Regions from separate parts of the Homo sapiens genome. Here region 2 is linked to region 1. A link is a loop called in an ENCODE intact Hi-C map of the cell type or tissue named here. Cell type or tissue: K562. All regions are shown on one strand. Links, peaks and the distances in the headings refer to the core of each region. The heading gives the core; the rest is flanking DNA. Region 1 has its middle 44 kb from the start of BIRC2. Region 2 has its middle 29 kb from the start of BIRC3.

Region 1 (5,375 bases), core at 103-5,102:
TGGGTTTCCACTTTTGTTTGTCTCAAGACATTTTTAAATATCCCCTTTAATTCTTTGACCCATTGGCTATTCAGGTGCATCTGTTTAATTTCCATATCTTTCTGAATTTTCTAGAATTCCTTTTAGGTTTCTATTTATATAACATTGTGGTTTGAAAGGTACTTGATGTTATTTCAGTCTTTTAAATTTATAAAGACTTGTTTTGTGGTCAAATATATGATCTCTCCTGCAGTATGTTCTGTGTGTGCTTGAGAAGAATTTGTATCCTGCTGCTGTTAGTTGGAATGTTCTGTATATGTCTTTTAGCGCCATTTGGTTTGATGTACGTAGTTCAAGTTTAATATATCCTTACTGATACTCTGTCTGGATGGTAAGTCCATTGTTGAAAGTGGGGTATTAACGTCCTCTTCAGCTGTGTTGCTATTTCTTCCTTCAGATCAGAAAGGAACGCGTTTTTTCTTTCTTTACATACAGTTTGACCCTTGAACGATACGGGTTCGAACTGCGTGGGTCTGCTTATATACAGATTTTTGCAGTAAATACAATTCGCCCCCTGTATCAGCAGGTTTCACATCTGCAACCAAACCTATATAAAGAATATGGTATTCGTGGGATGTAAAATCTGTATCTGCAGAGTTCTGCAGGGCCAATTATGGGACTTGAATATGTATGTCTTCTGGTATCTGCCAGGGGCCTGGAACCCGTCCTTCAAGATACTGAGGTACGACTGTATTTAGGAGGTCTGACATTGGGAGCATATATATTTACAATTGTTACATCCTCTTGCAAATTCACCCCTTTGTCATTTACTTACCTTGTCTCTTTTTGCAGTTTTTGAATTAAAGTCTATTCTATTTGATAAAACTATAGTGTCTTCTGCACTCTTGGTTTCTGTTTTCATGGAATATCTTTTTTCCATCCCTTCTCTTTCAAACCATGTGTGTCCTTGTAGGCAGCATTTAGTTGGGTCTTGTTTTCCTTTACCCATTCAGCTGCTCTGTCTTTTCATGTGAGAATGTGTGCATCTATTTTGTGTTGCTATGAAGGAATACCTAAGACTGAGTAATTTATACAGGAAAGAGATTTAATTGGCTCACAGTTCTGCAGGCTGTACAGGAAGCATGGTGCTGGCATCTACTCAGCTTCTGGTGAGGGCCTCATGGAGCTTTTACTCATGGCAGAAGGTGAAGTCAAATGTCACATGGTGAGAGGAAGCAAGAGAGGGGGGAAGTCCCACACTCTTTTAAATAACCAGATCTCTCATGAACTCAGAACACGAACTCACTTGTCGCCAAGGGGATAATGCTAAGCCATCCATGAGGAATCCACCTCTGTGACTCAGACACCTCCCGTCAGGCTCTACCTTCAATAACGGAGGTCACATTTCAACATGACATTTGGAGGGAACAAATACACAAACCATATCAGAGAATTTAACCCATTTACATTCAAGATTATTATTGATAAATAAGGACTCACTACTGCAATTTTGTTCATTGTTTTCTAGTTGTTTGGCAGACCCTCTGTTTCTTCCTCTCTTGCTGTCTTCCTTTGTGATTAGATGATTTTCTCTAGTGGCAAGCTTTCATTCCTTACTGTTTACTTTTTGTGCATCTACTCTTGGCTTTTAGTTTGTGGTTACCATGAGGCTTATATAAAACATCTTATAACAGGATATTTCAGACTAATAATTTTCATTGCATTAAAAAAAACTGTATACTTTTACTCCATGCTCCCCATTTTGTTTTTGATGTCACAATTTATATTTTTATATCATATATCCATTAACAAATTATTATAGCTATTATTATTTTTTAAAGTTGTGCCTTTTTTTTTTTTTTTTTTTTTTTGAGACGGAGTCTCGCTCTGTCGCCCAGGCTGGAGTTCAGTGGCGCAATCTCAGCTCACTGCAGCCTCCGCCTCCCGGGTTCAAGCGATTCTCCCTGACTCAGCCTCCTGAGTAGCTGGGATTACGGGTGCCCGCCACCACACCCGGCTAGTTTTTGTATTTTTAGTAGAGATGGGGTTTCGCGATGTTGACCAGGCTGGTCTCGAACTCCTGACCTCAGGTGATCTGCCTGCCTTGGCCTCCCAGAGTGCTGGGATTACAGGCGTGAGCCACCATGCCTGGCCTAAAGTTGTGTCTTTTAGCATTCATACTAATGATATAAGTTGATTTGCAAACCACCATTATGGTATTAGAGTATTCTGGAGTTGACTGTGTACTTACTTTTTAACCAGTGAATTTCATATTCATGTTTTCCTGTTAATAATTAGCATCCTTTTCTTTCAGCTGGAAGAATTCCCTTAACATTTCTTATAAGGCAGGTTTAGCGGAGATGAACCCCCACAGCTTTTGTCTGAGAGTCTTTATCTCTCCTTCATTTCTGAAGTAGGGCATTGCAAGGTAAGTGCATATTCTGCTTCTCTTTGTTTCTAGGGGGCCAAAGCTCTGTATTAATAATAGCCTTAATGTAGTGGTTTTCTCAAATGCTGGTTGTTTTTTAGGTTGTAGTAATGGTGTACTGTGTGTGTGAGCGGGTTCACTTTATCCTACAGAGATGGGAAGGTGGAGGTGTTGGGAGGCTTATCTCGTTCTCCAGAGCTGTGTGCTTCAGTCAGCAGGAATTACATTGGGTTGTGCAGTTCACTCTACGGGCCAGTAGGTGGAGCTTGCAGGAAAGAGGCGGCCAAGCACTGTCCAGTGGTGTCAGTAGAAGTGATGGGCCCTGGAGGTTGACCTCCCAGCCAGTAGCTGGCACTTGCAGGCGCCCGGTAGTTGAGATGGTGTAAAATTTTTACTTCGCCTTTGTTAATCAGGAGAGGTATCAGAATTCTTGGGCAATGAGTGGGCCCATGGGGTTCCCAGTGGTCCCCATCCCGGCTCTGCTGCCAAGGTGGCTGGCAAGGGTCTAGGGTCAGCTTCCAGGCCACTGGGGCAATCTTCCAGAGAGGCCGGGAGGTGCCTCTCCTGTGCTACAGAGCCCATTCAGGGGAATTGGGACAGCCCAGGGTTTTCACTGTACCACATTGCAGTGGGACCCACCCAGCTCCCACACCCCTGAGCTGGTAGGTCTCCAGTATCTAGCTGTCAGCAGCAGAACAGAATGGTTATGCTAGTCCCAAGCCAACTGCATTCAAATTGCCTAGCCACAGGCCATGTGACTCCTTGGGGGCAGAAACCATTGTTATTAGGCCGTACCCTTTCTGTTTTAGTCTTATGGAGGGCGGGCCACCATGCTTCCCTGCCACTGCGTGAACCCACACCATGCTCTTTGTGGTTCTGACAGTGGGGGCTCCTACCCTGCTTGAGATCAGATCATAAATCTCCATGCTCCTGGATGGTGTGCTTGAGTCCTGGGGAACAAGTACCAAGTCAGCAGACTTGTCCACTGGCCCCTTGGGCTCAAGTAACAGCTGTGATAGGGAGGAGCAAATTGCCCCCAGGCTGCCAACAAAACACTCAGATGGGGCAATGGTGGCTACACTGTGGGGTCAGGTTCCCCCTGTCTCCTCCCTCCCCAACAAGCCATGGGAATGGCCAGGCAGGCAGTCTTGGGAGGGATGAGCAGGCATGGGGCATGCTCAGATGTAGCCTGTCTTTGTGGCATATAAGAGTGAGAGTGCCTGGGCCGTGCTCATTCCCTGGCCTGGCAGACAGCAGCAGCTGCAGCAGCTTATGGCATGACATAGAGTCTTGGGGGTTGGTGCCCAGAGTCACGCTTTGCTTAAGTTGTCCAGCACATAGAAGCCTTTGGGGTTCTATATGAGTTCAAGTGACCTGTGTGTGTGTGGTCTCCACGTAGTTCCCTAGCTCCCTCTGCCAGTCTAAAGGTCTGTGAGGTCATGGAACTCTTCTGTAGCTAAGATCTCAGAGGCCTGTGGCAGGAATGTGGTACCCCACAGTTCCTTCACTCACCCTTTCCTTGGGTCCTGGTCTGGGGCCAGTCCTGGCACTTGGTGATGCCAAGCACGCAGTCCTATTACTTCCCTCTTTAACCAGTGTCTCCCATCTTCTATTGAATTTCAGTGTTCTCTTTTTTTTTTTTTGAGACGGAGTTTCACTCTTATTGCCCAGGCTGGAGTGCAATGGTGCGATCTCGGCTCACCGCAACCTCCGCCTTGCGGGTTCAAGTGATTCTCCTGCCTCAGCCTCCCAAGTAGCTGGGATTGCAGGCATGTGCCACCACGCCTGGCTAAGTTTGGTATTTTTAGTAGAGACAGGGTTTCTCCATGTTGGTCAGGCTGGTCTCGAACTCCTGACCTCAGGTGATCCGCCTGCCTCGGCCTCCCAAAGTGTTGGGATTACAGGTGTGAGCCACTGCACCCAGCCTGTTCTCTCTTAAAAGATCTGTTCATGTGATTTACTCAATATTTTGGTTCCTCTTTGTGGAAGAGGCACATCCTAGCTGCATCTAGTCAGCCATGTTGAACCTGGTATCTTTATTGCATTTTTCATTTGTTGTACTCTGCAGCTATGGAACTTTTTTTATTTCAATCTATTAAATTTCTCATTTTGTTTTCCTGATTTCATTGAATTGTTCCTCTGTATTTCCTTGGTTTGCTGAGCTTCCTTAAAATGATTACTTTGAATTCTTTGTTATGTAGTTTGTTGCTCTCCATTTCTCTGGCATTAGCTACTGGGAAATTATTGTGTTCTTTTGATATTGATGTTTTCTTGGCTTTTCATGTTTCTTTTTACCTTACGTTGATGTTTGAGCATTTGGTGCAGCAGTCACCTCTTCCAGACTTTTAAGACTGGTTTTGTTAAGGAAAGACTTCCCCTGTGAGAGGGGGATGTGAGGGCACTGGCTGGGTGAGGTGCAGTGATTCTGGCAGCTGTGAGGATGCAACAGTGTAGTCTCCTTGTAGCTCTTTCAGCTGAGATCACTGTTGAAAACTGCAGGGATCCTCAGCAACCAACACTGTCAGTGTTTGCAGCAGTGGTAAGGGCTGTTGGGGTGCTTGGTGATGATGACTGTAGGGTCCTCTTGATCTCTCTTTCCCCGACCAGGGAAGTTGTGGCTAAAGGGATCCTTCTTGACACTGGGTCTGGCATGCAAGCCCACTTGAGGTGGCAATGGAACTGGTGTCTGATGAGTGATGCCCACAGAGCAGCATGTGTAAAGGGACTATAGCTCTGGGGTGGTAATGGCACTGGTGCCCAGGGCACAGACACCCTGCTGGTGAAGTATGGGAGCTTGTGAAACAGGCAGGGACAAGAGCACAAGTGTGCACACAGCTACAGCGGCTTTAGTGTGGAGGCAAGGCCTGGCCCTCTGTGATGACTGAGCTGGTCTCCAGGGTGTAAACACATAGAGAAACCTTGGCTCTGGGGCCCAGGGTGTAAACTCCCTTACTATGGCAGTGGCTTT
Region 2 (5,375 bases), core at 73-5,072, 100 kb before region 1:
AATGGGAGTTCTTTTTCACCTTCTAATGTTCTTGAGAATGCATCTCTTGGGGCTCAGGAAACAATACCCCAAATATGGCACTTTGGCCTCCTGAGTACTTTGATTTTTTTTGTTTGTTTTTTTGAGATGGAGTCTCACTCTGTCGCCCAGGCTGAAGTGCAGTGGTGTGATCTCGGCTTACTGCAACGTCCACCTCCCAGGTTCAAGTGATTCTCCTGCCTTGGCCTCCCGAGTAGCTGGTGTTACAGGTGCCCACCACCACACCCAGCTAATTTTTGTATTCTGAGTAGTTTGAACTAAAGGAGATTGGAAAGCCTCAGAGGCAGTTTAAGGAGCAAAGTCTCAGGGGCTCACGCCTGTAATCCCAGCACTTTGGGAGGCCGAGGGAGAAGGATCGCTTGAGCCTAGGAGTTCAAGACCAGACTGAGGAACATAGGAAGACCACATCTCTACAAAAATTTTTAAAAATAGCTGAATGGGGTGGCACATGCCTGTAGTCCCAGCTACTTGGGAGGCTGAGGCTCTCGAAGGATCTCTTGAGCCCAAGAGGCTGAGGCTGCAGTAAGCCCTCATCGCACCACTGAGCTCCAGCCTGGGAGACAGAGCCAGACCCTGTCTCAAAAACAAACAAAAAACTCCCCAAAACAAAGAAGCAAAGTCTTTCTCTGACCTTCTCCCACCTGTCTGTTTCCCATCCACCTTCCTTCCCTGAAGTGAGTCATAGAACCATAATTCCTCTTCCCAACTTTGGGTCATAGAAATTAGAATCCCTCTCCCTGCAAAGTGAGCCATAACATCTAGAAAGGTTACTCTCTCCCTTCTCCCTTGAACACCCTCATTCAGGAGGGGTGCTGCCTCATACCAGAGAGGAAAGAATGCTGCACAGAGAGGCCAAGAAGAATCTGAACGGACAGGACTTGCTGGGTTTCGCTCCCCAGTCTCTGACTTTCATCCAATCACATTTCTACGTGGTTGTCCATTCTTCATCAAACCTAAGAATAAAAATAGAAAGTTTTTTCTGGGTCTTTGGGTCTTCATTTCTGAAGGCTCCTGTGTCATCACAAAATACTTTGATTAAATAAATTTGTTATGCTTTTCTCTTGCTAATCTGTCTTTTGTTATAAGAGTTTTGGCCGTGATCCTTATGAAGGGTGAGACAAACAATTTGGAAATGGCATGCAAACAGATAGGACTACCTCCATTATCGTATGTAAGAATAGCAATTATGGGCCGGACATGGTGGCTCATGCCTGTAATCCCAGCACTTTGGGAGGCCAAGGCCGGTGGATCGCCTGAGGTCAGGTGTTGGAGACCAGCCTGGCCAACATAGTGAAACCCCATCTCTACTAAAAATATAAAAAATTAGCCGGGCAAGGTGGTGGGCACCTGTAATCCCAGCTACTTGGGAGGCTGAGGCAGGAGAAGTGCTTGAACCCGGGAGGCAGAAGTTGCAGTGAGCCGAGATCGCGCCATTGCACTCCAGCCTGGGCGACAGGGCGAGACTCTGTCTCAAAAAAAAAAAAAAAGGGGAGTTATTAATTTTATTAATCACATGATGGAGTCTTTCTGGGGAGAACAGGTGGCTCCCAAGCAGGTCCAAGCATGGCTTGAGAGAGCAGGGAAAGGAGACTGACTCTGCTTTTACTTGTGATTAGAGGGTAGGGTTCTTACTTGGCCAAGGCTTGCATGGTTTGAACTCACTTTCAGTGCCAAAGGAGGAAGCACTCAGGATTTCTTATCACCCCGCCCAGAGGTGGGGCAAGGAGAAGGAAGTTGGCGGAGGGGGAGGGGGGGCTTGAAAACTGTCAGCAAACATCAAAAATGGAGTCAGACTATGAGAATAAAAGAGTTTAAAAACCTCCTGTTTACTTTTTTTTTTTTTTTTTTTTTTTGAGACGGAGTCTCGTTCTGTCACCCAGGCTGGAGTGCCGTGGCGCGATCTCGGCTCACTGCAAGCCCCGCCTCCCGGGTTCACACCATTCTCTGGCCTCAGCCTCCCGAGTAGCTGGGACTACAGGCGCCCGCCACCGCAGCCGGCTAATTTTTTTTGTATTTTTAGTAGAGACGGGGTTTCACCGTGGTCTCGATCTCCTGACCTCGTGATCCGCCCGCCTCGGCCTCCCAAAGTGCTGGGATTACAGGGGTGAGCCACCGCGCCCGGCCCCTGTTTACTTTTTTTCTCTTTCTTTGAAATGGAATCTATGTTGCCCAGGCTAATTTTGGAACTCCTGGATTCATCTTTTCTACATTAAAAGATAATTTTCACTTAAAAAAGGGAACAAGTAGCTTTGTGTATTATATTTAATTTTGGCCTCCAAGTTTGAAACATCTGAACTGTCAATTAATGAGGTCTACACTACCGCTATGGGGCTTGGGACTTGTCTGTCCCTGGTTAGAATGTTTCACTAGGGAAGAGACTTCAGAATCTCTCTTGTTACTGTTAAATAGTAGCGGGCACATAGTAGACATGTTGCAAATATTAAATGGATGGCTGGTGGATAAATGGATGGATGAGTTCAAGAGAGTTGCCACTAGATGGCACTGTTTATTTGGATCTGTGTTGCAAATTTTCACAGGCATCTCAACAGTCCAGGGGAAGGTGGTGGCTATTCTTCGGGATCACGTCAGCCACGTATGTCTGAACTCCCCTGATCCTGCCCCGTTATGGCTGCTCCTTCATCCCCCACCAGCCCTCGAGGGGGTTGAGAATCATGAAATTTTCTCCTTGGAAATAATCTCAGATATTATCTATTCTATTGCAACTCCCCAAATTTTCAGGCTAACAAAATGGGGGGCAAGCCGTGAAACACTGCAGTGGGAGTGTAGCTGTCAGCAATTGATTTAGTTCAGATGTCTCAAACTTAGGAGCCAAAAATAACGATAATATGCTGAGCTATGTGTTCATTCAGAAAAAAACAAAAACCAAAAAACAAGAATTTCCTGCAGCGGACTTAACACCTGCATCCTGCGCCCACCATGATCCAGCCCCTGCAGTTACCATGCCCCTACTCCCCCAACCTCCCCCGACCTCCATCTGTTGTAGCAGACCCAGAAGGTCCTTCCCTAGACTTACATCTAATATTTACGTTTCACTCCCCGATAAGCTGTAAGGATCCCTTGCTTTCTGCAAATCGACTAGGTCTGCCATTTTCATCCTTAAACCTGACCTCCTTCTCCATTTGGCCTCAGGCCCAGCTGACCTGGCCTTGTTTTCCTCATCATAAGTGACAGTTTTTTAAAATCTGAAACATTCTAGTTGCAAATCCCATTACTGCCTCTATAGAATCCTGCGGTTTTGATTTTATCTAATCCCAGCATTTAACAGCAACTGGGCAGCTCTGCTATATCCGGGCCTGTGGTAGTCTCATTATCATGCATTTTAGCAATTATTCAAAATGCACCTTTTCACATAGAAGAAGAGTAAGTCCAAGTCCAATCTAGCCATAATTCATTCACTCATTCAGTAAGCATTCACTACATGTATATTACATAGAACCGGGTTCGGTCATTGTTTATAAAAACAAATAAGGCATTTCCACTCCCCAAAAGTAGACATGCAATCAGATAAAGTACAATCAAGTACATTAAATGCTTAGTAGTCTAATGAAAATAAATAGCAGCGTCCTTTATCAGACTGAAATGAAATATTGTTCTGCAATACAGACCACTGCAACTCTGAGTTTTCATCTACAATATAAGAATGATAAACTCTACCTCCCAGGCTAGTATGAAAACTCAAGAGTGAGTGTGGATATATAAACAAAATTTCCTCAGTACAGCTCTTGGCCTACAACAGGTGTTCAATAAGTACTGTTCCCTTCTCCTTCTCTATAATAAAGGTATAAACAAAATTTTGTGGGAACACAGAGGAGGAAGGTTGTAAGAGTTTCCTGAAAACTCTGCAATCTGAAGCACAGAAAAAGAAGAAAGTTGTAGGCAGGGGGCAAAGTAAATAGAGAGATGCATCAGCTGGGTCCTCCGGGAAGCAGATCTGAGACAGAGTTAGTGCAAGAGGCTTAGTGGGAAGTAATGCCACGAAAAATGAAAGAGACTGGAGAGGCGGTGTTGGGTGGAAAAGCTCAGACAACGTTGCAGATCTGAGTCTCCACCCACCCAACAGAGAGCTCTGGAGCAATAGTGCCTGTTAGAGGAGTCCTGCATTTTGCAGAAATATCCAGGCCCTGGTTCCCCTCCAGGAAGAACATGACCTTAGCTAAAAAGTGGCAGATTCTGGAGGTAGTAACAGCAGAGGCTGCCAGCTCACTGCATTCTTGGCAGTTGAGCAGCAAAATTTTTTCTTGAAAAGAGATCTGAGGGGCACACCTCTGTGTCTGCCACAGTATTTTGTTCTACCTCCTTCTAAGACTTACAGAGTGCCAGTATGTCCAGATGCTGTGCCAGGCACTTTTTTCATTTATTCTTGCAACAGCTCTTTCAGATGGATAAGATCCCCACGTTTCAGATAGGCAAAGTGTGTTTCAGTCCATGCTCTTCCCCAGTGGCCTGCTTAAAACAACGTCAGTGGTGGTGGTTGTCTGAACCAGCAGAAGTTACTCCAGGGAGTGAACCTAACACAAGATTTGGATGCAGGGAGACACAAGCTGAAGGTAAACTGGAACTGACAGGTTCTAGTCAAAATAGTAGTGACCCTGATGGTTCAATACTCTTGAAAGAGAACTTTCAAAGATAATAATACATGGTTCAATTACCTATGGTGTAATTGGGATCACGTATTTCCCTTACTTGGAATTTTCCATGGCTTTCCATTTGTCTTAGTCACATCAGGCTGCTCTAACAAATTGCCATAGGCTCAGTGGCTTAAACAACAAACACCTGTTTCTCACAGCTTTGCAGGCCAGGAAGTCCAAGATGGAGGCACTGGCAGGTGTGGAACTTGGTGAGGGCCAGCTTCCTGGTTTACAGATATCTATCTGATTTGTATCCTCACATGGCAGAAAGCAGGGAGAGAGGAAGCAAACTCTCTCCTGTATTTTCTTATAAGGCCACTAATTCCCATTCATGAGGGCTCTACCCTCAAGACCTAATCACCTCCCAAAGGCCCCACCTCCTGATACCATCACAGTGGTGGTTAGGCCTTCAACATATGAATTTTGGGGAGCATAACTTTCCTCTATAACACCATCAGACTCAGAATAAAGTGCCTTATCATGGCCTTCAAGGCTCTGCTTGTCCTGGCCTTGCCTGAGCCTCTAACCCAGTGCTTCTCTTGCCCCCCGGGGGACATTTGGCAATGTCTGGGGCCTTTTTTGGTAGTCACAGCTTGGGATGGAGCAAAGGAAGGTGTTACTGGCATCTAGCGATACAGGCCAGGGATGCTGCTTAACATCCTACAATGCACGGGACAGCCCTCGACA

The links. A loop is a pair of places that touch in the nucleus more often than their neighbours do. Peaks named below come from ENCODE experiments on the same cell type or tissue, not always from the same donor. Only the 100,000 strongest peaks of a DNase experiment are listed, where the experiment ranks them.
Region 2: a loop joins it to region 1, with 4 times the contacts of the local background. A loop is called at or near these places in 4 of 110 quality-filtered maps.

What each region holds. Positions count from the first base shown.
Region 1 is chr11:102,388,207-102,393,581 of GRCh38, forward strand. No RefSeq gene overlaps it. Among named protein-coding and RNA genes, the nearest start is that of BIRC2, 44 kb to the left of the region's middle. In K562, for the core only: a CTCF peak has its summit at 2,657 (motif pointing right); a DNase peak (open chromatin) is centred at 2,655.
Region 2 is chr11:102,285,598-102,290,972 of GRCh38, forward strand. No RefSeq gene overlaps it. Among named protein-coding and RNA genes, the nearest start is that of BIRC3, 29 kb to the right of the region's middle. In K562, for the core only: a CTCF peak has its summit at 2,531 (motif pointing right); DNase peaks (open chromatin) are centred at 1,764 and 2,524.